3 separate regions of the Mus musculus genome follow, and all the other regions are linked to region 2. Evidence: chromatin loops called from intact Hi-C (ENCODE). Cell type or tissue: left cerebral cortex. All regions are shown on one strand.

Region 1 (8,000 bases), 1.3 Mb before region 2:
CAATCCAGGCCTAGTGTTTCTCTGCAGATCCAGAGATCGAACCCTCAGCTCCTTCTCTGCCTACATGCTGCCATGCTTCCTGCCACTAACAATGTAAGCACGCTCCATTTAAATGCTTCCCTTTGTAAGAGTTGTCATGGTCATGATCTCTTCACAGCAATAGAACACCGACTAAGATAGAAGTTGGTACCAGAGACCGGGACATTGCTGTGACAAGCCTGACCATGCTTCTTGTTATCAGAATTTGGACTTTGGGACTTGAGAAAATGGGCCATACTAGTAGGAATAGGGAAGACAGTGGTGCTGAGAATAATGTAGATCGTGGCAGCCCAGGTTTCAGAGGAGAAGAGTATTAGTAAGTGGCCTAGAGACTGTTCTTGTGATGTTTTGGGGGAGAATGTGGCTGCTTTCTGCCCTTGTCCAAAAATATCTGCCTGGGGCTAATTTTAAGACATCTGGACTAACAGCATTGGCAGAGGATACTTCAAGAGAGTCTAACACTGACTCTGTCCTATGGTCATTAGAGGTTAGTCTTTGCAGATGTGTAATAAAAAGGAGCAAGACAAGCAAGGAAAGTACGAAGTGTGGGGAGAAAAGGAGCATCAGAAAATGTTGTAAAGTCAAGTCCAGTGCTCAAGAAAATTAAAAAGTTTAAAGAAAAGCCCAGTGCTAAATTCAATAAAAGGAGTGGTAAACTCAGGGCGAGACCCCACCCAGCTAAGATTCTATCTGGTGAAAAGGAATGAAAGAAAAGCTCAATCGGCAAAGGAAATCACAGAAAAGAGAAAGCTGGTGAAAACCTATCTGTACCAGGTGCCAGGTCCCAGCCCCGGCAAGCGGGAGGACTTGGCAGCTCCATCCACACAGCTCTGGCTTTAGCGTAGAGAATACAAGAAAGTCTTTTGAGTAAAGCTTTGACCACGAGGCCTGGGTTGCCTCGGAGTCCCCACAAGCTGTTGCAGATGTCAGAGCCATGGGATACCTGCTGAGGAAAAGCTGCTAAACAGCCCAAGAGAAGTGTATTTTGGTCAGCAAAGTTGGAATGAATTGGAGTTCTGACGAGGGCTTTGACAGCAGATATGGAGATGATGGAGATGCAGGATCTGGAGTTTGACCTGCTGGGTTTTGGTCTTGGCTTTGATTCAGTATTTCCTCACCCTGCTCCCTTCCCACCTTTTGGGAAGGTAATGTGTATGGTGTGCCATTGTATGCTGGGAGTCTGTGATCTGCTTTTGACTTTATAGGATAGTACAGTTAAGAGACTGCCAAGAATCTCAGAAGAGAATTTGGGCTTCAGACTTTTAAATAGTGTTAAGGCTGTGATAGACTATGGGGCCTTTGAAATTGGACTGAATGCATTTTTTTTTTTTGCATTGATAATGTCTACACGCCTGTGGGGTCCAGGAAGTATAATGTGGTGGTTTGAATAGGAATGTCCCCTAGAAGGCTTATATACTTGAATGCTTGGTTATTAGGAAGTGGCAGTGCTTGAGAGGGATTAGAAAGGGTGTCCTTGTTGGAAGGAGTATGTCACTCATAGTGGGCTTTAAGGGTTTCAAAAAACTCAAGCCAGACCCCCTGTCTCTTTCTCTTTCTCTCTGTTGTCTGCCTTGCTTACCCACAAGCCTATCATGGACTCAACTTCTGAAATTGTAAGCAAGCTTTAATGAAATGCTTTCCTTTTTAAGAGTTGCTGTGGTCATGGTGTTTCTTCACAGCAATAGAACAGTGACTAAGGCGTATGGCTTGTATTAGATTACAGGGACTCTCAGATGTTGCGCTCAGTTAGTAGAGGGCATTACCCTGCATCTTGCCCTGGGTTTGATTTTCATCACCACACGTATAATCAGGGCACGGTGGCACATGCCTGTGATTCCAGCCCTCAGAATGACCCCATGGTTCACGTTATCCTCAAGTTCGTAGTAGTTCTTTCAGGCTAGCTTAGGAATCATGAGAATTTTTCTAAAGAGAAAAAAAAAATCAGACATATCTGGGCTCATACATTATTTTATAAATGAGAAACTTTATAAACTAGGAAACTCATGGGAGCTGCTGAGGTCATCAGTTGAGCAATACCTTTAATGAGCTCCTCACCAGGATTTACTTTATTTGTGTTTCTACATACGTGTATGTAAATGAAAGTGCCTTAGGAAGCCAGAAGAAGCCATCAGCTCCCTCAGAGCTAGAGTTGCAGGTGGTTGTGAGCTACATGACATGGGTGCTGGGTATAAAACTCAGGTCTTCTGCAAGAGCGACAAATGTTCTTAACTACTGTGCCATCTTTCTAGCTCCTAAAGGTGATCTTAATGTGTGTGTGTGTGTGTGTGTGTGTGTGTGTGTGTGCGTGTGCGTGTGCGTGTGTGCGTGTGTGTGTGCTGTTGGGATGACATGCCTGCTAAGTGTTCTACTACTCAAGGATACCTCAAGCTGGTTCTTGACTCTTAGCAACAGGGTTTTGTTTTTTGTTTTTAATTGCTGTTCATTTGGGGATTAAAATGTATGCCCTTTATTACCTGCTGTGTATTCAATCAGGAAAGGTATACTTAGTTTTTTTTTTTTTTGGTTTTTGTTTTTTATTCTGTTCTCCATTTCCCACCTTGTAATTCCACTGTTGCTGATCTTGTGACCAGTTGGTTCAATTATTTGCAAGCAGAATTTTATGTCACTTCTAAGTAGTGTTTCTTTTTTTAACTAAACAATAAAAGGTCAGGGCTGGAGAGACGGCTCAGTAGTCGTGAGCCCTTGCTGCTGTTGTAGAGGACTGGGGTTTGGCTCACAGCAGCCACACGGAGGCTCACAACTGTATCCAGGAACTCCAGTACCTGGCGGGGGGTGGGGTGGGGAGCGGTCTGACAATATGGTTTTTGCAGGCATATGTATATGTATACATATATGCATATATATCACACATACGAATAATATATACACTATGGTGGTTTGAATATGCTTGGCCCTGAGAGTGGCACTATTCGGAGGTGTGACCTTGTTGGAGTAGGTGTGGCCTTGTGTGTCACTGTGGGTGTGGACTTTAAGACCCTCATCCTAGCTTTCTGGAAGCCAGTATTCTGCTAGCAGCCTTCAGATGAAGATGTAGAACTCTCAGCTCCTCCTGCACCATGCCTGCCTGGATGCTGCCATGCTTCCCACCTTGATGATAATGAACTGAACCCCTGAACCTGTAAGCCAGCCCCAATTAAATGTTGTCCTTATAAGAGTTGACTTGGTCATGGTGTTTGTTCACAGCGGTAAAACCCAAACTAACACACACACACACATACATATCCATTAAATAAACAAATATTACAAATAGTTTAAAAGATGCCTACATATGTATATATGGTGTGCATTATGTTTCTTCCCTTCCTCCAACTCCTTTTCCACTTTCCCTCTCTCTTCATGAGATCGAGTCCTGTTGTCCATGCTGGCCACGAGCTCTAGTGATCTTCTTACCTCAGTCAGCCCTTGAGTAACTGGGACTGTATATATGCATATGACAAAATCCATGGCTGCTGCTCCTCCTCCTCCTCCTCCTCCTCCTGCTCCTCCTCCTGCTCCTCCTCCTCATCATCATCATTTTGAGGCTAGGTCTTCTGTAGCCCAGACTGGCCTCAAACTCATTATGGGCAGAGGTCGACCTTGACTTTCTGGTCCTCCCGACTCTACCCCTCAAGTGCTGTGACTACAGGTGTACACAACCATGACAGTCACATGATATTGTGATATATGTGTATTTCAGAGTGCCTTGGTTAAGTATATTAACAGGTTCTCAGTAAGTGTGTCTGCTCTGTGGTGTGAGTATGAGATTATCTGGTATCCATTTCTAGGGGCTGCTTGTAACCCATGGTTACAACCTTTCTAAAGAGTATTTTCTTGAAAGACAGAAACTGCTTTTAATTTAGGGTTTAGCGTAGAAGGGAAATGAGAAATCTAAGTAACACATTTGGTACTTTAGAGCAAAAAATATGATTTTATATGCATATACTATATCCATATGTATAACTGTGGTTGTTGCAGTTAGGATTTCAGGAGGAATTAAATTTCTATATCAGTATCTTGACTCACAACTTTGAAACTTTGCCTATGGTAGTGAACTAGCAAGGAATGATTTGTAACCGGTCACAAGTTGTTTTAATGGCCATGCACAGTTACAACCAGGATTCATAACCCAGAGCTGAGAGTCATGGAGTCCGCTCTGAGCTTTTTCCTACTGCTACTGTGTGACCTTCAGTCTGCGTGGGTCTCAGGGCATTCGGCTATAAATAGGCCCTGAAACGACTCATCCTGAATGTTTTTCTAGCTCTGTTGATCTGTCATTCTAGGAAACCAGACTAGCATGCTGCTAGCTATTTTGAGGTATGGATCATTTTCTTTTTACTCGGTCTCTGTCTCTCTGTCTCTATGTCAGTCAGTCTCTTTCTCTCTGGTGCTGGAGTTTGAATCAAGGGCCTTATCTAAGCTCCATCCCTAGGCTTTGTTTTGGTTTTGAGAAAGGATCTCACCCCTCTAGCCCAGGCTGGCTTTGAATTCAGACATCCACCTACCTGTGCCTCCCAAGTGCTGGGATTAAAGGCTTTTGCCCAGTCTCTGCGATAGGGATGTTTAAACAAACTTTTAAAATGGGTGAGCTAGATCCAAGTGTACCTTTGAGTGAAGGTTAATTCCGATTGCCAATCTGATAGGATTAAAGATGCATGGGGCATCAGTTAGGTATACCTTAGGGTGTGTCTGTGAAGGCCATGCCAGAGAAGAGTAACCGAGGGAGGGAGAAAGCCGCTCGGAGTAGGGTGAACTGGCCCATAGGCTGGGGTCCCGGACTGAATACAAAAGAGAAACCCAGATGCGCGGTCTCTCTGCTTATGAGCTTTTGTCTTCTTTAGCGGTCAGAGGGTTTCCCAGGATGCACTGGGGCTATATCTCTTGTGATTGTTTTAAATTAGTCTCTCTCTCTCCTTCCTTCCTTCCTTCCTTCCTTCCTTCCTTCCTTTCTTTCTTTCTTTCTTTCTTTCTTTCTTTCTTTCTTTCTTTCTTTCTTTCTTCCTTCCTTCCTTTTTTTCTCTCTTTCTTGCCACCTTTTCATGAGATTTGTTAGCTTAAATATGTTTTACTTTTCCTGACTTTCAAGACCTTGGGAGAAAAGCAGCGTGCCCTGCTCTCATCCTTTTTGATGGATGTGTGCAGGTTCACGAATGGCTCCATCATTAGGGTTTTTTTTTTTTTTTTTCTTTTGCAGTCAACTTGGAAGGAAGGTTCAAGTGGCAAAGCCATTAGACTCAGATGTGCCCTGAGAGCAGAGATGGTGTCACCGGCTTCTCAATTTGACTTTTTGACTCCTGTCTTGTCAGAGTCAAAAAATAGGATATTCAGGGACCTTGAAGCTATGTCACACAATTTGTGACGGCTCTGCTCCCTACTCCAGGTTTTCATCCCGAGCCTTGATAGAAAGATGTATGGATGAGCGAGGAGGGCAGAGCTGGGCCCCCCATGCTGCGTCCTGTGAGGGATGGAAAAGGGAGCTTTTCACTAGAGATAGGGGCAGTGGAGGCTGTAAGCTGTAACCAAGTTGTGCTTGGTTTCTCCAAAGGAGAAGCATTTGCTGGATTCTGTATGTTCCTAAGCACGGCCGCCTTGGAAGCAGCTCGTTCTTGTTTGAGCTGGACACCCTGGTCATATGCTGCCACTGTTGGTATTGGAGGTTCTTATTTATTTTGTTATCTGGGTTTTCCTGCCTTCCCTCACAAAGACTCCAGAAATTGGCCTTACCCATCATGCTGGCTCTTGGAACTTCCGACCGTAGGCGTTCTTTTTCATTAAGTTGCTTCTTAGGAATAATCTCGAATGCTTTATAAGAACAAACAGATTAACTCAGACATGTGTTGTCCCTTTGGCTTTATGACAGGTGACCGGCAGTGATCAGACAGCTCAGAAAAATTACTGTCATAGTGCTCCTTAACCCTTTGCGCTTGGAAAATCCTCCTGAGAGTTAAGACTTACACACAGGTAGTCTGGGAAACAGTGCATATTCTTTTTTACATATGACTCCTGGGTCATGAGACTCCCACTGTAGCATAGTAGAATTTAAGCTCCGTTCCCACTGCGTCAATTCTCACACAGTCCAGACAGGCCGTTGGCCATCACCTTTCTAGGACAGGAAAAGGAGCCGCGTTCCGTGGGGGTGGGAGGGGCACTTCCTGGTGAGCACTTTTCTGTGGTCCACTGTGAAGGCCTTTCTGCTTGAGTGTTGATGCCTAGGGGTGAAGCTGTTCCCCGCCTCTGAGAAGGACAGGCTGGAGAGGCGGCTCTCCAGACACTTGTGTATCTTAAAAATGCTGAGAGGCGATCCTGTCAAATGTTAACCATCCTCATCCATTAGTGCGTCCAGCATTAAGTGAACGCTGGGAAAACAAAGACGGAAGTAGGTGTGGCTAAGTGGAGACCTGGATTCAAGTCGCTTCCCTCTACTCAAAGAGCAGTTGCAAGCCTGGGTTTGAAAAGCATACACCTTTAATCTATCCTAGCACTTGGGATGTGGAGGCAGGAGGGTTTTTGTGAGTTCCTGACCAGACTGAACTACATAGTGAGTTCTAGGATGGCAGGACTACACAGTGAGACACCCCCCATCCCTCAAAAAAAAAAAAAGTTGGATAGTTACAATATCTCAAAGTACATGCTGGGGGTACCTGTCTAAATTATATTTATCTCATCGCAGTCCTAATGGCTTAGCAGATGGGCTGATCTGCCACTGTTTGCTTCCTTGTTTTACTTTATTTTTTTGTACCACACTTCCCTGAGCCAGTCAGCATGATGCTCTTTCTCTTGGGAAGGACTGGAAAACGGAGAGTGTTGCTCTTTGATGGCCATTCCCTTTAGCTGTAAAAATATACTCTTACAGTGTCGGAAGCTGCCTGAATATATAACTCTACTCAGTTATACTGAGCTGCTGTATCTTGTTCAGTGGGAGATAAAAAAGTACGCAGACGTTTTAAGGAAGCAGAGGTAACGTGTTGACTCGTGTTAACTCCTTGTATGTGGCTGAGATGGTTTTGTTTTCGTTCTCATCAGAGTCTTGATGGTAATGAGACTTTCAGTGCAGTTATTCCAAGAAATAAAAAAATGATGTGATATGAACATAAACAGTGTGCAGTCACAAGCAGCCTTTTTGGGCTTAAAGCCCCACAGAGAGAAGTGCTGTTCAGTGCGCTGCGTAGCTGGGGACCTTGGAGCCAACCATCCCATGGCTTCTGACTACCCATCCTGCAGTTCTCAGTGGAGAAAGGGTGGCGCGGAGTGCAGAGATGGTGTTTTGCATCTGCAGGTATCAGTTGACTCTGTGGAATGCTCTAGTCCCGGGAACAGGCCAGGCACTGTAAGCCCTCGGTCTGCGAGTGAACTGAACCGCAATCCCTGAGGTTCCTAGAGAGGTATGAGAAGCATGTGGGGTGAGGTATTTTACTGACTCCTCTGTGCCACCAGGCCCAGCATTCAGCCGAGCCCAGCCAGCATCTACAGATCAGTATTTGGGTGGCTTTCATTGCTGGGCGTGAAAGTAGTGGAATGTAGTCAGAGATATGCCCCCCCCCCCAAATGTGTGATCTGACAGGATGAGCAACGTGTACACTTGGCAGAATCATTTTCAGGGGAACATGTGCTACTCATCACCGTCTTTGCTACTCAGCTTTTGAAATACGAATCATTGTTCTCTTATTATTATTGTAGCCATCTCTGCAGCAGGCGAAAATATTGAGAAAGTCTTAATATCTACATTAGCCTTTCAGCCAGCGAACCCAGGCACAACACGCAGGGTAGGGTTCTAGCCTGAGGATCCTTAGCATTTAAAGGAGTTGCAGATGCTTCCACTCACACACGGGGGTGTCCACAACACACTTAAGTGGCTGTCTGACACACCCTGAAGGGTTGTTAACAATAATAGGTTTGACATTTGGGAGGGGAAAAAAAAAAAGAACCATCAAAGTAAAAGCCATTTTAAGAGCAGGGAGGGAGTT
Region 2 (8,000 bases):
AGACATATAGACATGGCCCTAAATCTCTACATACTACAGCCATTTTCCCATATTTTACAGGCAAATTTGCAAAAGACTTCTAATATTTTTTCACCATTAAGTAACTCTTGGGATTTTTAGTGGTAAGGGTCTTTTTGGTGTTGGGTCCCCACAGAGTACCAAGAGGAAGCCATTGTCACAAGAGCTTCTAGAAGGCTCCATGAGAAATGCCTGTGTGCCTTCTTACCAATTTCTTAAATGATTCTGGGCAGGGGTTCACACACCTTGGAGAAAAAAAACAAAACAAAAAGGAGAACTCTATTGGATAGAGAAGACAAAAGAGCCAACAAACGGAAGTAGAAATCTACAAACACAAAACCATTCACATACTCTAAAACACAACTTCGTACTTGTAAAGAAGTCATTTCAGTGATACCCAGTAGATTCCCCTTATAGATGAAGTTTATCAGGTTTTCCTTTGGGAGCCATCCCATTCAGATAGGACATCGCGCTTGCTTTAAAGTGGAATGACAAAGAAGACAGAGGGAGATGCTGAGACTTGGTTGCTCTTTCCAGACAGGGCATTATGGGAAAAGATGAGAAAAGTTTAAAAAGCCAGTTCTACTGTCAGGATCCTTAACCTTACAAAGGGAAGAGAACTTCAGAAATTTCTAGCAAGGTACAGGGTGCCTTCATCAGAGACGGAAGGTCTGTGAGATCGGAAACCCTTCATCAGTGGAGAAGACCCTGGTGAGTCTTCTGACATCTCGTCTTCAGTGGCATGACAATCAAGGGCTTTAGTGCAGGAATGGGAACAGGGACCAGGAAAGGCTGGATTAGAACAAGAAATCTCTCAGGCAGAAGCTTTATGGAAAAAAAAAAAAAAAGACCCAAACAATCGGTAGATTCCAACACACCAATCCTGCAAAGACAGAGGGGGCCCAAGATTTCTCCAGGATCGCCAGGCTGGGAAGCAGGAAGCCATTCTGCTTAAAAGACAATGTGGGCCCAGATAGGTTTCAGCTCCAGTAGTTCATGTGGGAGAGAAACAGAGCCAGGGAGAAGAGACCTGAAACACCCAAAGAGACTTTTAACTAAATTATACACCAGACCGAAGCGATGGAATGTCAATAACAGGTGGTGTCCCCTGCATTACGCATCCATCCCATGCTCGACTCTGCCAACAATAGACTGGGACAAGCTAACAGATAATGTCCCATGAGCAAATATGCCACTCAAGTCCAGAAGTTTCAGGTAGACTCTAAACCAGATGCACACAGACATGGAAGTTTCTAGGCCTTGCAAGAAACTGATATTACTGATTTCCAGAAGATAAAACTTTACTCCTGCCATTTTTTGTTTTGTATTCTACCATGCTGTGTGTTTTGTTTAACATCTAGTGGATTTGCTGTAGCTAACTGTCAGGACCCTTCTGTCATTTCCTCTTTCCCATCCATCCCCCACTCCGGCGTGTGTCAGAGGAGTTTGCCTGTCCCAGTCAGGGCAGAGATGGGAATGAGATGTCTGCTGTGTGAGACAAGGCCAAGAGATGAGGCAAGACTCAGAGTGGAGAGAAGGCCATAGGAGAGGGAGGTGGGAAAATAATCTCAGAGACAGAAGCCCAGCAGAGGCAGCCATGCTGTGGCTACAGAAACGAGAAATAAAGACACCTGTATCTGGCAGGCAGGACAGCAAATAGAATACTGAACAGGGTAGAGACGCCACTTCCTGGTCTCCACCCATGGAGAAGTATGGGTGGCTGTGAATTTGAATACCAGAAAGGTAAAGACCTGAACTACACATCATACACAAAGCCTGTGGTGTGTGTGTGTCTGTGTCTGTGTCTGTATGTGTGTGTATGTCTGTGTGTGTGTGTTTCTGTGTCTGTGTGTCTGTGTGTGTTCACCTGTGTGTGCACCTGTGTGTGTATCTGTGTGTGAGTCTGTGTCTCTGTGCCTCTGTCCCTGTGTGTGTATGTATGTCTGTGTGTGTGCCTGTTTGTGTATGTCTGTGTAAACATGTGCACGTATTTCAGGTGGAAAAATTTGAGAATACCTTGAGATATATCTTGGCTCCTGGACATGGACACATTTTCACGCCTTCCAGCATGAAAGACAAGGTTACAAAATGAGACAAAACATATTCACTCCATCTCAACCTTGCATGGTGACACATGCCAGCGACCCTCAGGCTGAGGCAAACTCGTTTGTCTGAGGCCATTCTGAGTTACATATCAAGACCAAGTCTCAAAGAATGACCTTATTCTTTAGTTTTGCCTTAGAGCAAATACTTAGCTATAGCTAAGTCATATTTAATCCAAACTTTTAGAATATTTTTATCCTTAATTGACACATAGTAACTGTTCAAATTTTTGCCTATGATGAGACATTTTAACCCATGTATTCAGTGTGTAGGGGTCAGATTGGGGTAAGTGACATGTCTGTCAATTCAGACATTATTTTTAAACCTTTGCCTAAAACCAAGATATAAGACACATTCATATCTGTATACATTAACATATACATATAATAGAAGATAATTTTGACAGACATTCTTGTCAGAAATAAGCCATGGCTAAAGTAATTGCAATCGTCTTTTTATCTTATGTGTATGAATGGTGTACCTACGTGTATGTGTGTGTGTATGTGTACCATATGTGTGCTTGATGCCCGCAAAGGCCAGAAGATTCAGGTTCATGGAACTGCTGCTATACACCATTGTGAGTCACCCTGTAGGTGCTGAGAGTTGGACTGGGGCCCTCTACAAGAACAGGTGTTCATCCTCGCTGAGCCATCTCTCCAGCTTCATAATAGCTGCTTTAAATCTTACTCACATGTGTGTGCACACTCATGTGTTTTCAATGACCACACTCTCCACAAATTAAATAGTTGGAAATTGGGATGGTGGTAAGGTGGGGTGGAAACAAACACACCAACAATTTTGGGCTCCTGGGACAGTGCTCCCCAAACTTATCACTAAGAACTAGATCATAGGTAGGTTTCTAAAGTTCATAACCACCTGATCCAATGTTTTATTTTCACTACCTCGGTCCAAACAAGGCTCTTCACCCCACCCCACCCCCACTTCTTGCTTCTGAATGTCTACACCATGAGCAAACACTGAGGAACAAGACACCTGGGGCTAAGGAGATGGCAGAGTCGGTGAAAGGCCTGCAACAAAGCACTAGGAACCTGGGTTCAGATCTCCATCCCCTTTGTAAAAAAGCCAGGCTGGGCAGATCTTCCTGGGCTTGCTGGCCGGCTTGTGTTGCTGAACCCGCAAGCTCCAGGTTCACTGTGAGACCGTCCCACGTTGTATAAGCTGGGGCTGGTTGTAGTGATATTCGCCAGTAACCAGTAAGGATTCACAGAAAGAGACAGGAGGATCCACCTGAGCTTTGCATTTAAGGCCAGGCATGGTGGTACACAACTTTTATCCAGCGCTCTGAGTTCGAGGTCAGCATGGTCTACAGAGTAGAGTGAGTTCCAGGACAGCCAGTGCTGCACAGAGAAACCCTGTCTCAAAGAATGAGTGAGTACTCTCAAAAAGTGAATGAATGGAATGATAAGATGGGTGAATGAGGAAGACACACAGAGACACACAGAAATACACACACACAGAAGCACACACACACAGAAACACACACACACAGAAACACACACGCACGTGCGCATTTGGAGCAAGAAAGCCATCAAATACAGAAATACGATCATTGCAAAGCAGCATGTTCCTGTGTTCGTGGTGAGCATCAACTGCTCAGGCTATAACTTCACCCAGCCCCCTTCTCCAAGAAGAATTAGATAATCTGGGGGATAGGATGATTTAAGGAGACTGACAGGTTAAAATTGTGTCTTCATAATAAACATGTTCACTTCATTTGTCCACTCTCATGTCCGACTGAAAACTTTTAACAATTTGGTGGGGGGAGGGCATAACTGTGTATTAATTGTTTGAATACTAGGGTAGTGCCATGGCTGTGGGGACCCACGCTTTCTAATGCTGTACCTTTGAAAGGAGAACAAAACACAATGTCCTCAGATAAATTGTGGTTTTCCTCTAGCGTCTCTGGAAAATTCTTAAGGAAACAGTGCCATCTCCTGGCCAGGAGTGGGATGAACAGCCACCAGGATCTTGTTTCCCAGCTTGTGTGTAGCCTCACTTATGTGGGCAATAAAAGGGCTTTGCCTCTTCTCTTTCCTACCACTCTATCCCACACGACATTGATATTCTTTTTAAATGAATTGAGTCACTATAACAAAAAAGACACAATTCTTATGCAAAATTGATCCGAAAGCCCATTTCAACAATAAAATTCTCCAAGGGAAGAAAGCCACTGTGAACAGGTTTACTCAGCTTTTTAAAAATCTCACACACTTTGTAATTTTTACAGGACCTGATTTAAAAAAAAAAAAAAAAAAAAAACTTGGCAGAAGCCAACTTGTTTCTTTCCCTTTATAGTTTCACTGCTGCTGCTGCTGTCAATCTCAGTGTATAAATAAGTTCAAGTTGGCCTAGTAATCTTGCATTTTTTCAGTGTATTTTAATATTATAAAAAGCCACCCGCACTTTACAATTTTTTAGTGTTTTGAGAAGGGTTTTGCTGTGAAGGCCAAGGTTGCCTTGAAGTGATGATTCTTCTGTCTCTGCCTCCCGACTGGTGACAACCACCGTACCTGGTTTAAAATGTAAGACTTAACAAGGAGATGCCTGAAGAGGCAGGAGGGATACAGCCCAGTGTTGGGGAAGCCCTGAAAGAGAGAGAGGGAGAGAGGGGGAGGTCTACGTTCTTCCTGATTGTAAAATGCTGGTGTCCTGCTGCCTCTGCAGTGAGCCCCACTTCCTATTGGTCAGTTACCCCCATAATTTTTCTCTAAGTAAATCAGGCAAGTAAACCAGACATTAATAGAACAAATAGAGCAAAGAGAGAGCCAGAAGCGATGGTGTCAGTTCACACCCTGCCCTCACGACAAAATGCCGCGTCTCTTTAAGTCTTGTGTTTGTGAGTTCAGGGTGAAAAAACTCTGCAAGCCTGCAAAAAAATACTGCACTGTTGGATGGGAACGCGACGGAAAACCTGCATGGCTTGCTCTGCTCAGCCCTGTCTCCCTGTGAGAGTCTCTGCACTGGTCCAGGGCCCCTCTTCCTGTAGGCTCACAGGGTTTCAGGTACAGTTTCTCTGAGAATCATTTTCACTGTGAGGATGGGATTAGCTGTGATTGACAGTCCTGTTCACTGTTCGTCTACACTCACTCTGGGGAGAAACTTTACAGAGAATCCCTATCTTGCAACAAATCCCCAAAGCTGTTCATAGATCTATCGTTTGTTCCCCAGTACTTGGGATGAGCTGTCCTGGTCTCCCAGTCTAAACTGGTCAGCCACTAACATCTGTGCTTAGAATATTGCCAGGCGGTTTCCTCCCCTTGTATCCAAGCGTGCTGGGCTGTGGGAGGGCGCAAGTCAGGGATGTCTTTGCAAATGAGGTAAACACAGGAGAAGGAAGGAAGCTCAATTTCTTTAATCAACTGGCACTTTTTTTTTTTAGTCCTCCCCCAGGCAGTTGCTTAGACAGCTACAAGTACCTACTTCAATGCCAGTGTGTCACATTTTGTGTCACCAAAGATCCCCCAAAGAGGTAGCATGACAGATGGGGTAGAGGCAGGTGAGGACGCTGGAGCTGCCTCCCATCCTGCAAAGCTCTGCCTGCCTGCCTGTCTGCCAGCGGCTAACTTTCTACTTTCTGCCGGGATCTGCAAGGCTAACAGATGAGCATCTTTCCAGTAGCCACAGCCACAGCATCGCATCAAGGAGGGCTTCAGAGAAAAATACAAAGAAAATGAAGAAAGAGAAACAAGGAGAGGGCTATTGTCTCTTAGAACTCTTGTGTGAAGAAGCTAGGGAGCCCCTCACACCAAAGAAAACATCTTTGGTACCAGTGATTATCTAGATCTGCAAATGCTAAATTGATTCACTGTCCCGCAGACACCCAGGGGCTGAATATCAAGGAACAAATGCATTAATCATGGCAGCGCCTGGGTGCCAAGCACATAAAGGCTGCTGCTCCCAGCGGCGTTGATCACAGGAACCTTTCCGCAGACCACATGCTCTCCCAAGTAGCTCTCTGAAGTGCCATTTCTGACCGTGCCCACGCACAGGAGGATGCGGTAGCATCTGACATTCCCTGAAACACGAATTGAGAAACAAACAAACGTATTTACAGTTAGCCCTTGTATAAAAGGGGGGAGGTAGAGAATCTTTGGGCCAGAGTCATTATAGATGAAACAAACTCGTGGACACTGAAGCACACACACACACAAACACACACACACACACACACACACACACACACACACACACACACACACACACACAAAAGCTTTCAGGGAGAAACAGAAAATAATGTTTTGCAATTACAGCCCACAGCTGCTGTGGTTCTAATGCGCACTTGCTACACAGGTGCGGCCATTATAACAATGAATAGCGCGCATTAAAGGTACCATCCATAGGGGTAATAATACCAGGGTTGAAAAGGTATTTTCATTTGCAGCCTGATGTTAGGCAGAAAATAAAATAAGGCATTTCACAGCCAGCCTGATGGCTCAGCTGCCACATGGGAGGCCAAGCCTGAGATGAATATAGGACTCTCATGTGTGGCTCTCACAGTGGGAACCTGGCCATGGCTCCCACTAGAAAGGCTACCAAATCTCTTCCTATTCTTTAAAATGGTGAATAAATAAAAACCCTTCTGATCACGAATTAGGGAAACCGAGGCTCTTAGTAGCTCACAAAATTAGTAGGATCAGTCTGCCCGACACTTAGTAGAAAAAAAAAATTTAATGGGGGGAGGGGAATCCAAGAGTTGGGGGAATCTGGGTCTTGCCCTCGTGACTTTTTCCATGTGGAGGCCCAAAAATGTTCTGGCCACTGCCAGCTGGGAAGCGTGAGGCTCCAGATTCCACAGGCCTAGATGTTCTCTCAGCCCTTCCGAAAGCCTGGCAGGAGGACGAGGACAGAACCTCATCTCATTTATCTACTCCAACTTTTGAGATCAATAAACTCTTCACTCTTGGTGGAGAAAGAATGAAAGAGAGAGAGAGAGAGAGAATGGAAAGAAAGAAAGAAAGAAAGAAAGAAAGAAAGAAAGAAAGAAAGAAAGAAAGAAAGAAAGAAAGAGAGAAATCACCTTCAGACAATCCACTCATGCAGAGTGTCTCAGCAGGAGAAGCTGGGCAGGAAGCCTTGAACCAGCTTCATGCTCTGAAGGCAGAGGAGGGGCTGTAAATGTGCTCAGCTCTGTGAGCCTGAAACCCTCAGCGCCCCCCACCCGCACCTTCTGCAAAGTGAGGCCAATTCCATTGGCCGCAGAGCGATTTCGGAGAGGCTCACCTAGGCACTAACATAGCAAGGTCACAAATTATTACGGGAGTTTCCGCTTCTCCATCGTAACTTTTCTGGAATGGGTTCCTATATGCTGTTCAAAGATCCTGAGCCAGAGAACAGAAAGGGGTACTAGAAAAGAAGAACACAAAGTATAGCTGGCCTTCAGGACTTGCAGGTTCCACAGCTGAGAATTCAATCACAGTGGAAAACACCAGCAAAAAAAAATGTGCATCTGTGATGAACCGGTGTAGACATATTCTCTTGACACTATCACCTAAACAATCCAGAGCAGAGACTGTTTATACAGTGTTTGTGGTGTGATAGGTATTAGAAGTAATCTGTGGATGGTTTAAAACATACAAGAAGATGTGTGTGAGTTACACACAAATACTGCATCCCTTTACAGAAGGATAGCGAGTGTCTGGCATCTGATCCGTTCCAATAGGGTGTGCTATGCATATTTCTCAATGCCACAATCGGCCTCAGCCCAAGTGTCTCAGGAAGACAGTTAAAAATGTTTAGGACGCGGCAGGAAAATTGTTTTCGTGCTGCCTATCATTAACGGAAATGCAGGCAAACGATAAAACAGAAAATAGTGCCGTGGTGTGGTGTGAATTTGAAAAACTAAGGGTCCATCGGACACA
Region 3 (8,000 bases), 620 kb before region 2:
CTCAAGAAGAAGCCTTGGTTAATTGGGCTCTCTAGTGTTCGCAGGTCTTCAAAGATCAGGACACAATGTCACCTGAAAGGTTAGCTCTCCTTTTGGAATGTTCTGTTCATTTGTGGTAGCAAATGATAAGGACACCACACTCTGGTGTTGAAGGTTGGGTTTATGGAGTAACTAACCGGTACAGGTCTGCGTGGGGTGTCACCTATGTCTCCCTATCTGAGTGTGTTCTGAGGACTGTGGTGAACATTGCTGAGCTGTTCCTTGAATGGTGCTGAAATTCTCAGCTCTGACTCCTTTTGCCAGTCATGAGGGTGAGGGCGGCATGGAAGAGGGAACTCATCCTGGTGTTCACACTTTTGCTCAGCTCAACCACCCCCCAACTATGAGATTAAAAAGCAAATGTGGCAAGACTTGGGAAGAATCAGGGTGCATTCTGCAGTTCCGTTTCCAGATTGCTTTCCAGGAACAGTAAGACCTGTTCCTCCGTATCTACGAAAGAGCCTCGTGGTCACAGTAGCCTTGGTGAAGGAGACAAGGACCACGAGAGTGGAGAATCACCTTATAACAGAGTTGGCTCCAGCAGTGGCATCTCCTGGCTACACTGGGAGGTATGCTACCCACTGGTTCAAGCGGGACCCACTTTTGCTAAGTACACAGATCATCGGGAATTTAAAAACTGTCGTGAGAATGGAGATTTGGGGATGAAGGACACAGAGAAGAAGACTGAGCAGGTAGGACCACAGGATGGTGTGCACAAAGGTTTGGGAAAGGAGCTATCTGAGACAGCATTCTCATTGACAAGGGTTATCTCAACCTGACATGACTGAAGTGCCATGCATCAGGAACCCCAAAGCTGGAGTCTAGAGAGGTTGCTCAGTGGTCAAGAGGCTTTGCTGCTCTTCCTGAGGACCCAGTTTTGCTTTCAGGACCCCTCCAATGGCTTACAACTGAAGAACCATCTTAGGCTTAAAAGTCATCTTATTGTAAAAACAAAGGAGGTTCATTCTTGTTGGTGATTAGATCTCTGTGTCTCAAGGAACTGGACTCTGCCCCACCTGTAACCTCAACTATGAATGGTTCTGTACTGCCTGTTCCAGGAATGGCAACCATGTCTTTGTTTCAAAAAGTTGTTTATAGGCATCTCAAAATCCTACCTTTCTTTCAAAGTGTTATATGACCACCTATGACTCCCTTGTGGTGCCCACCCTACAGCCATATCTTTGTTTCAAGAGAGACTAACTTATTAAGCTTATGTTCTGTTTCTATAAGCCTGCCTGTTTTGCCCCATTGGGAAATCCTCTACTCCTGAACTATAAAAACCCTTGTCTTCCTCATACTCTGTGCTGACCTCTTGAAACCCACCTTAGGGAGAGACAGTATGTATCCAGGAATAATAATAATAATAATAATAATAATAATAAAGCTTGCTTTAATTAATTTGGCCATGATGATTTGGGTTGGTGGGCTTTCGAGTCCCATCTCTGGGATTAACACAACCTTCTGTAACTTCAGCTCTGGGGGACCTGACACCCACTCCTGGCCTTCTTGGGACAACTGCATTCGGGTGCATAAAGACACACAAATAAAGATAAATATTAATCAAAAGAAACCCAAAGCTAATCAACAAGAAGATTCCCCAGCTTGTAGAGCTGGCAACTGTCAGGAAGGTACATTCTCAGGTGCATAAATAAATAAATAAATAAATAAATGCAGGTGTTCCTCCGAGCTGTCTTTATTTGTCTAGCCATTTCTATGATGCTGTATTAAGGAAGCATTCTTATTTCACAAATGGAGAATAATAACAACAATAATAAATTATGATACAAACATAATTGTTCTCCATTTTATTTATATGGGCTATATATTCTTCAGATTCTTCAAATTCTTGTGATTGTTAAAAGGAACCAGTTTAATATAAAGGGCTCTCCAAATAATGAGTTCATAGCGTCTGGGCTGATGAAACTATTACTTTGGTAAAAGTGTTGCAGGCACCCCAAGACACAGGAAGTAACTTAAGTCTCTAAAAGGCTATTTAGCTAATTAAAATCAATGTTCCCTGTAATGTATGAAATCACCTCAAATACAATTTCTATATGTCTCCTTATAATTGAATTAAACTGCTCCTGCCTAAAGCAAATCTAAGAGTAGAAACGTTGAAGGTAGAGCCTGAAGGAGTCTTTATATCGCAAGTTCCCAGCCACTCATTTTATGTTTAATTATTTTTAATGATTTATTTATTTTTGTGCTTGAGCATTCATGGGTGTGTGTGTGTGTGTGTGTGTGTGTGTGTGTGTGTGTGCATGTCTATGCCATGCCCGTGCAGGGAAGTAATAAGAAGGCTTCAGATGCCCTGGAGGTGGGGTTACAGGCAGTTGTGAACCTCTCATATGGGTTCCTTTCTAGATATAGTTAGGGAGCAGGGAAGACCATAGGAATCACAGGCTAGTGCACATCTCGGGCAGTCCTCTGGTGCTTCTCATGGAGACTATATGAGAACCTTTGTTTAGGATTCAACTGTTTGAGAGGCTGGAGGAAAGAAAAAGAGCCTGCGAATATTGCTGCTCATTCATAAACTGATGAACAATAAGAGATTAAAAACTATTATAAAGATCTGTCAAAACTAGTACTAATTACAGTTATGTGTGTGAACTACTAAACTATCGGCCTGAACTACCACGGAACAGCACATATCATTAGAGATGTGTCAGATTAATGTTGTTGCAAATTGTGTTTCATTCATCTTCACCTGCAATTATCAAACACCTGTTCTACACACGATTGCTTGCTCTTCTCTTTCTATGCACTGATTTCCAACACTGCCCTCACCAGTTCTCTACCTTCCATCTTAACCCACTGATAGGAGGTTTCCCTTACAATCAGCTCTCTTGGTTACTGACCATCTTTGCTTGAACAAGTCACCCAAATTTTGTCGAAATGACCTCATCTTCCTTCCTTCCTTCCTTCCTTCCTTCCTTCCTTCCTTCCTTCCTTCCTTCATCTCTTTTTCTCTCTCCCCTCCTCCTCCTCCCCCTCCCCCTCCCCCTTCCCCTTCCTCCCTCCCCCTCCCCCTCCCCTCCTCCTCCTCCTCCTCCTCCTCCTCCTCCTCCTCCTCCTCCTCCTTCTCCTCCTTCTCCTCCTTCCCTCTCAGCAATCAATGCTTGGAAAAAAGAGATTCCTAACCCCAGTGGGTTTTGATTTCCCTAAACAAATTGGGGTTCATCTCATTTTCTTCTCAGAGATCTATTTCAAAAAGACAATAGGACTTAGCCCTTTCTCATGAGGAGGATGAGGGTAAGGCTGTGGCGGTAGCTTTAGACAAAGATCTTTGTGCTATTGATAAAGTACCCAAAGGAAAATAAGTTTTATGGGTGTTGTTTTTTAATCATATTTTTCCTTTAAATTAAAATGTGAAAATACAATTCCTACAGCCATTCACAGTAAGCCTTTGGTTGCTCTGCACTGCCTATTATCTAAGAACAGGATAAAAACAAGCGCAAACCTTGAGAATCATCCAGAATGTTTTTAAACTACTACACTGCCTAACAGTATAGGCTCCAACATAGGATCATCTGTTATGTAAGATAATAAACATTTCTTGCTATTTGTATGTTTTTTTGGTTAAGTTTTCATCACTTGCGTGTCCCATGCATTCAATAATGTTGTAACACACCGATTAAGTAAAAAAAGAGATGAACCGAGCAGATTTTGACAGATTGCTCTATGCAGCTCCTGTGTTTATATTTTTAAAATAGAAAGTCCATAATTTATATTTATAAAATAGAAAATCCATAATATATACATATAGTATATCCCTAATGCAACTCCTTTGTCCCAAAGGAAATTTGTTCATAGTTACATCAAGGTGCTGAGTGATAGCAAAATTGAACAGATATTGGAGTAAGTGTAAGGAGCAATGTCACAAAAGATAGACCATGCCACATGGGTCTAGATTTATATTCATAAAGGACAGAGTTCATCTTCTCTGACCACTGGACTAGAACTGAAAAGCATCTTAAAGTTCAGAGTCTGGATGGTCCTAAGCCGAAAGTAGAGAATAATATACATTGAAAGAATGTTTTCTAGGGCATCTTTTAACACAGAGATATGTCCTCTGGGTTATGCAGAAGTGAAGGATGCATCCAAAGAACTGAGGGCCGAGGACACAAAAGCTAGCTCAGCACTTTCATTGTTTCATTAGCTGTTTGTCTCGGCCATGACAAAAAAAAATGCCCAAGCAAATCAAAAATAAGGGCAAAATGTTTATTTTGGTATAAGGTTTCAAGGACTCCATTCTTTGGTTCCCCTGGTTACTGTAGCGTCTCTCTGCTTTTCCTGAGCTGTGCTGAGTTCGAATAGTTTGGCAGAAGTGTGTGGGAAAGCAGAGGTGCTCCGTTCATGGTAGCTAGGAGACAGAACCTGGGGGTGGTGTAGTGGAAAAGGGTAAGGGAGGAGAATCATCAAGAAAACACACACCCCCGCCCCCCGTGATTTAAATCATCCAATCAGACGTTACTTCCTAGACCCTCCCATCCCCGAATAATGCCAGCCAAGTATGACTCCATACCTCCCTTGATCCATCAATGTATCCATTGAGTTCCAGCCCCTCCTGATTCAATCACTTCCCTAAAACGTCACCTCTGGATACTCTCAGAGGGGGCCAAGTCTTTAACACGTGTTTTCTGGGGCCATTAAATCTCCAAACTACAGCATAAATCCACAGAAATCATGCTTTATTAACCCTGCGGTAAGCTACATTTCAAAGACGATACACAAGGATTCATGGTTGTGTTGGAGGTAAATCTACATCTCGGTACCAGTGGAGGGAGAAGAAACCCAAGAGTAAATTAGAGAGTGGGTGTTCTCGAGAGAGAAGTTCATGGATCGTACAGCTCATCCAAGAAACAAAAGAGCAATGATCTATCGGCAAAACGTTGAAAAGCCACCATGTGCCTGGCAGTCTGATAGGTGTTGGGAACATGCAGGCTCTCTCAGAGTTTCCACTCCTTTTACCCTGTTCAACCACCCCTCCGTACCACACACGTAGCTGGCTGATATTAAATTCCGAGGTAAAAATATTAAAAATGAAAATAATGCTTTGGCTTCAAATATTTGTGTTGGCTGCCTCCCAAGTTTTAGAGTCCGATGCAATGTTTTGTTTTGTTTTGTTTTGTTTTTTTTAAGGAAAAAATGTATTGTTCTGGAGGCGATCTCTATGGCAGTTGCTGATGGTGAACTGAGGTTCTGTTGGGTGAGACCAGAGTTGTGTGTCTGAGTGGCACTCCTCTGATTTACAAAGTGACAATCAGGTGTCTTCCCCACACCTGGAGAGACTCAGCAAACAGAACCTGCAGGTATCAATCAAGTCTGGCTGCTGGCTGGCTCCAGAGAGTCTAGCCAGGACTTTGCTTAGCTATTCTCAGCCCAGGAGGGGCTCGCCTACCTCCCTGGAGCTTGGGCATGACTGTGGGTGGGTGGCTGAGGGTATGGCGATTGCCTCTCCATCTATTTTATCCTCTAAATAGTAGTCAGACACTTAAAATAACACCAAGACATGTTCCAGCTTGCCTTGCCAGTCAAAAGGGAAGGGGGTGGGGGGGGAGGAATTCGTTTTTGAAACCCAGCATTTCAGAACCCCAAGGGCTTTCTGATCTGTTAGCCTTAGCGGTTTAGAGGATTAAAAAGGCAAGAATATTAGGAAGCAGAAAGAAAAGCAAGCAGGCAGCACAGCCAATGGAGCAGATCTAATGGAGCACGGGGCCAGGGAAGAAAGGATTCTGCCACCTGAGCGATCGTATTTATTATTCTTGTTTCACAATTAAACTTTTAAGAAGCGAATAATAATTTTCCAGACATTTTCCCTTTCTTTGCTATGCCAGTCACATCGCCCCGTCCTTTATCAACACTGCTCTGCATCTGAATGGGCTGTAATTGAACTGTCGCTTTCCTGAAGGTCAGTAGCCTTTCATTAGGAAGAATGTGTCTTTCCTGATAAATTATAAAGTCTCTGAGGATTCGAAAGCATATTTAAAAAATTCTCCTTACCATACCTTGAAAAACCAAAAGCACAGATATTTATTTTTCTGTTCTCTCTCGGTGGGGTAGGGGAGTGGACAGAAAGGTCTTCTGCGTCTCTTATTTCCTTTGGTGGGGGATTAGTTATTTGGGGGGCAATTTCAATGTCTCATTTATTTTTGTGGGGGTCCATGTGACACAGGTCAGAGGACAACCTTCTGTTTTGTTTTTATTCTTTCCTTTTTTCATTCTTTCTTTCTGTCTGTCCATCGGCCTTTTTTCTTTCTTTCTTTTTTTTCATTCTTTCTGTCTGTCCATTGGCTTGCTTTCTTTCTTCCTTTCTTTCTTTCTTTCTTTCTTTCTTTCTTTCTTTCTTTCTTTCTTTCTTGACACTCTTTCTCAGGCTGGCTGCCCAGGAAGCCCCAAGGGTCTTCCTGTGTCCGTTTTCGCAGATTCAAAGTGCACACCAGCACACCCACCTTCTTTTAGATGGATTCTAAGGATCGAGATCAGATCCTCAAGCTTGCAAGAAAGGCTCTGCATCCCCTGAGCATCACACGAGTGCATAGATTCCATCTTCTCAAATGCTATTTGGTACAGTTTTTAAAAGTGAAATAACCAATATTGTTTTCCCCCTTTCTAGTACCTTTCATTGTTCATTACAGAAAGGACCAAAGTCGTTACATGCACATAAAACCCTACCTGAGTTCTATCTCTTCTACCAATACCACCCCATGACTTAAACCGTAATGAGCAGAAGCAATGTTCACTATTACATGAATGATTCTGGCTCTGCCAGTGATGTCTGCTAAAGGTTCCCTGAAATTTGAAAATCTACCGGGAGTGTGTGTGTGTGTGTGTGTGTGTGTGTGTGTCAGTGCTGATGTGAGGTAAAGGACCAGCCTAGTCTTGGCCTTCCACATTGTCTGAGGCAGGAGACTCTTGTTTTGCATCTGGGTAATTCAGACTAGCTGACCCATGACCTTCTGAGTCTCTATCTGGAATCTCACTGTAGAAACAAGTGCTGCCGTTTCAGATGCGGGTTATTTGCCAGGTTTTACTTGGATTCTGAGAGTTTGAACTCAGGTTCTCCTGCTTATGCAGAAGTACTTTTATTCCCTGAGCCATCTACCCAGGCCTCCTCCAGGTACTGTTTAACCAAGCTCTCCAATGCATCCAGTTATGACTTGCTCTCCACAAGCTCCCCATGGGCTTGATTTACCTTTGGTTAAGAAGTAAAAGCAGGGACTAGAGAAATGGTCCAGAGAGTTAAGATCATCACTGCTCTTCTTATGATGCCAGTGGTTCAGTTCCCACAACCCACATGGTGGCTCACAACTGCCTAACTCCAGTTCCACAGGAGATGGCACCCTCTTCTAGCCTCTGCAGCACTAGATATGCACATGTTTTTTACCCTGAGCTACATCAACTTAAATTTAAAAAAAAAAAAAGAGTACTTTTGGCTCATGGTTTCAGGGGCTTCAGTCATGATTGGCTGGTTTCATATATATATAGTATATTATATAATATACATTATATATAATATAATATATAATAATGTATATTATATATCATATGATATATAAGCCTGGTGAGGATTGACTCAGCACTCGAAGCAGGGCTAGTTCATAAAGACACAGAAGCACTTTGGAGAGAAAAGGGTTAAGTGTATATATGCTGTTGCCTGATTTGGTTGTCTGTCAGAATGCATGCTCTAGGGCAAATGCTGCTATAGGTCATGGCCTTAAAGAAGAAAGAGCATTAGCTATTGAACTTGTCCTACTGGTCAACCAAACGGTCCCTGAGCAATTTCGCAGGAAGTAAAAGAAAAACAGTTCTCCTAAAGATGTTTTTTTCAGTAAAATGGCCACCACTAGTTTCCATTGCCTTTCCAGAAAGCTAGCAAAGAGCACATCTCATGTGTGACCCACAGACACTCACTCAGTCACCCTATCCTGATTGCGCCTAATGACTCTTCTTGGTTTAAT

The links. Peaks named below come from ENCODE experiments on the same cell type or tissue, not always from the same donor. Only the 100,000 strongest peaks of a DNase experiment are listed, where the experiment ranks them.
Region 1: it touches region 2 in a loop (2.3-fold over the local background); 10 of 42 quality-filtered maps call a loop at or near these places.
Region 3: a loop joins it to region 2, with 2.6 times the contacts of the local background. A loop is called at or near these places in 8 of 42 quality-filtered maps.

Annotation. Positions count from the first base shown.
Region 1 is chr13:47,138,716-47,146,715 of GRCm38, forward strand. It overlaps A930002C04Rik (RIKEN cDNA A930002C04 gene), which reads right to left. Exons shown (of 3, transcript NR_126083.1): 3 at 5,225-7,410. It also overlaps a transcript of Rnf144b not described here. Among named protein-coding and RNA genes, the nearest start is that of A930002C04Rik, 6.0 kb to the right of the region's middle. In left cerebral cortex, no CTCF peak of the experiment used is centred here; DNase peaks (open chromatin) are centred at 4,187, 7,323 and 7,893.
Region 2 is chr13:48,460,331-48,468,330 of GRCm38, forward strand. It overlaps Gm40941 (a long non-coding RNA gene), which reads right to left. Exons shown (of 2, transcript XR_873371.1): 2 at 5,480-6,157. Among named protein-coding and RNA genes, the nearest start is that of Gm40941, 13 kb to the right of the region's middle. In left cerebral cortex, a CTCF peak has its summit at 4,081 (motif pointing left); DNase peaks (open chromatin) are centred at 4,072 and 5,673.
Region 3 is chr13:47,838,171-47,846,170 of GRCm38, forward strand. It overlaps Gm35991 (a long non-coding RNA gene), which reads left to right and starts at 5,645. Exons shown (of 3, transcript XR_382321.2): 1 at 5,645-5,950. In left cerebral cortex, no CTCF peak of the experiment used is centred here; DNase peaks (open chromatin) are centred at 4,420, 5,485 and 5,826.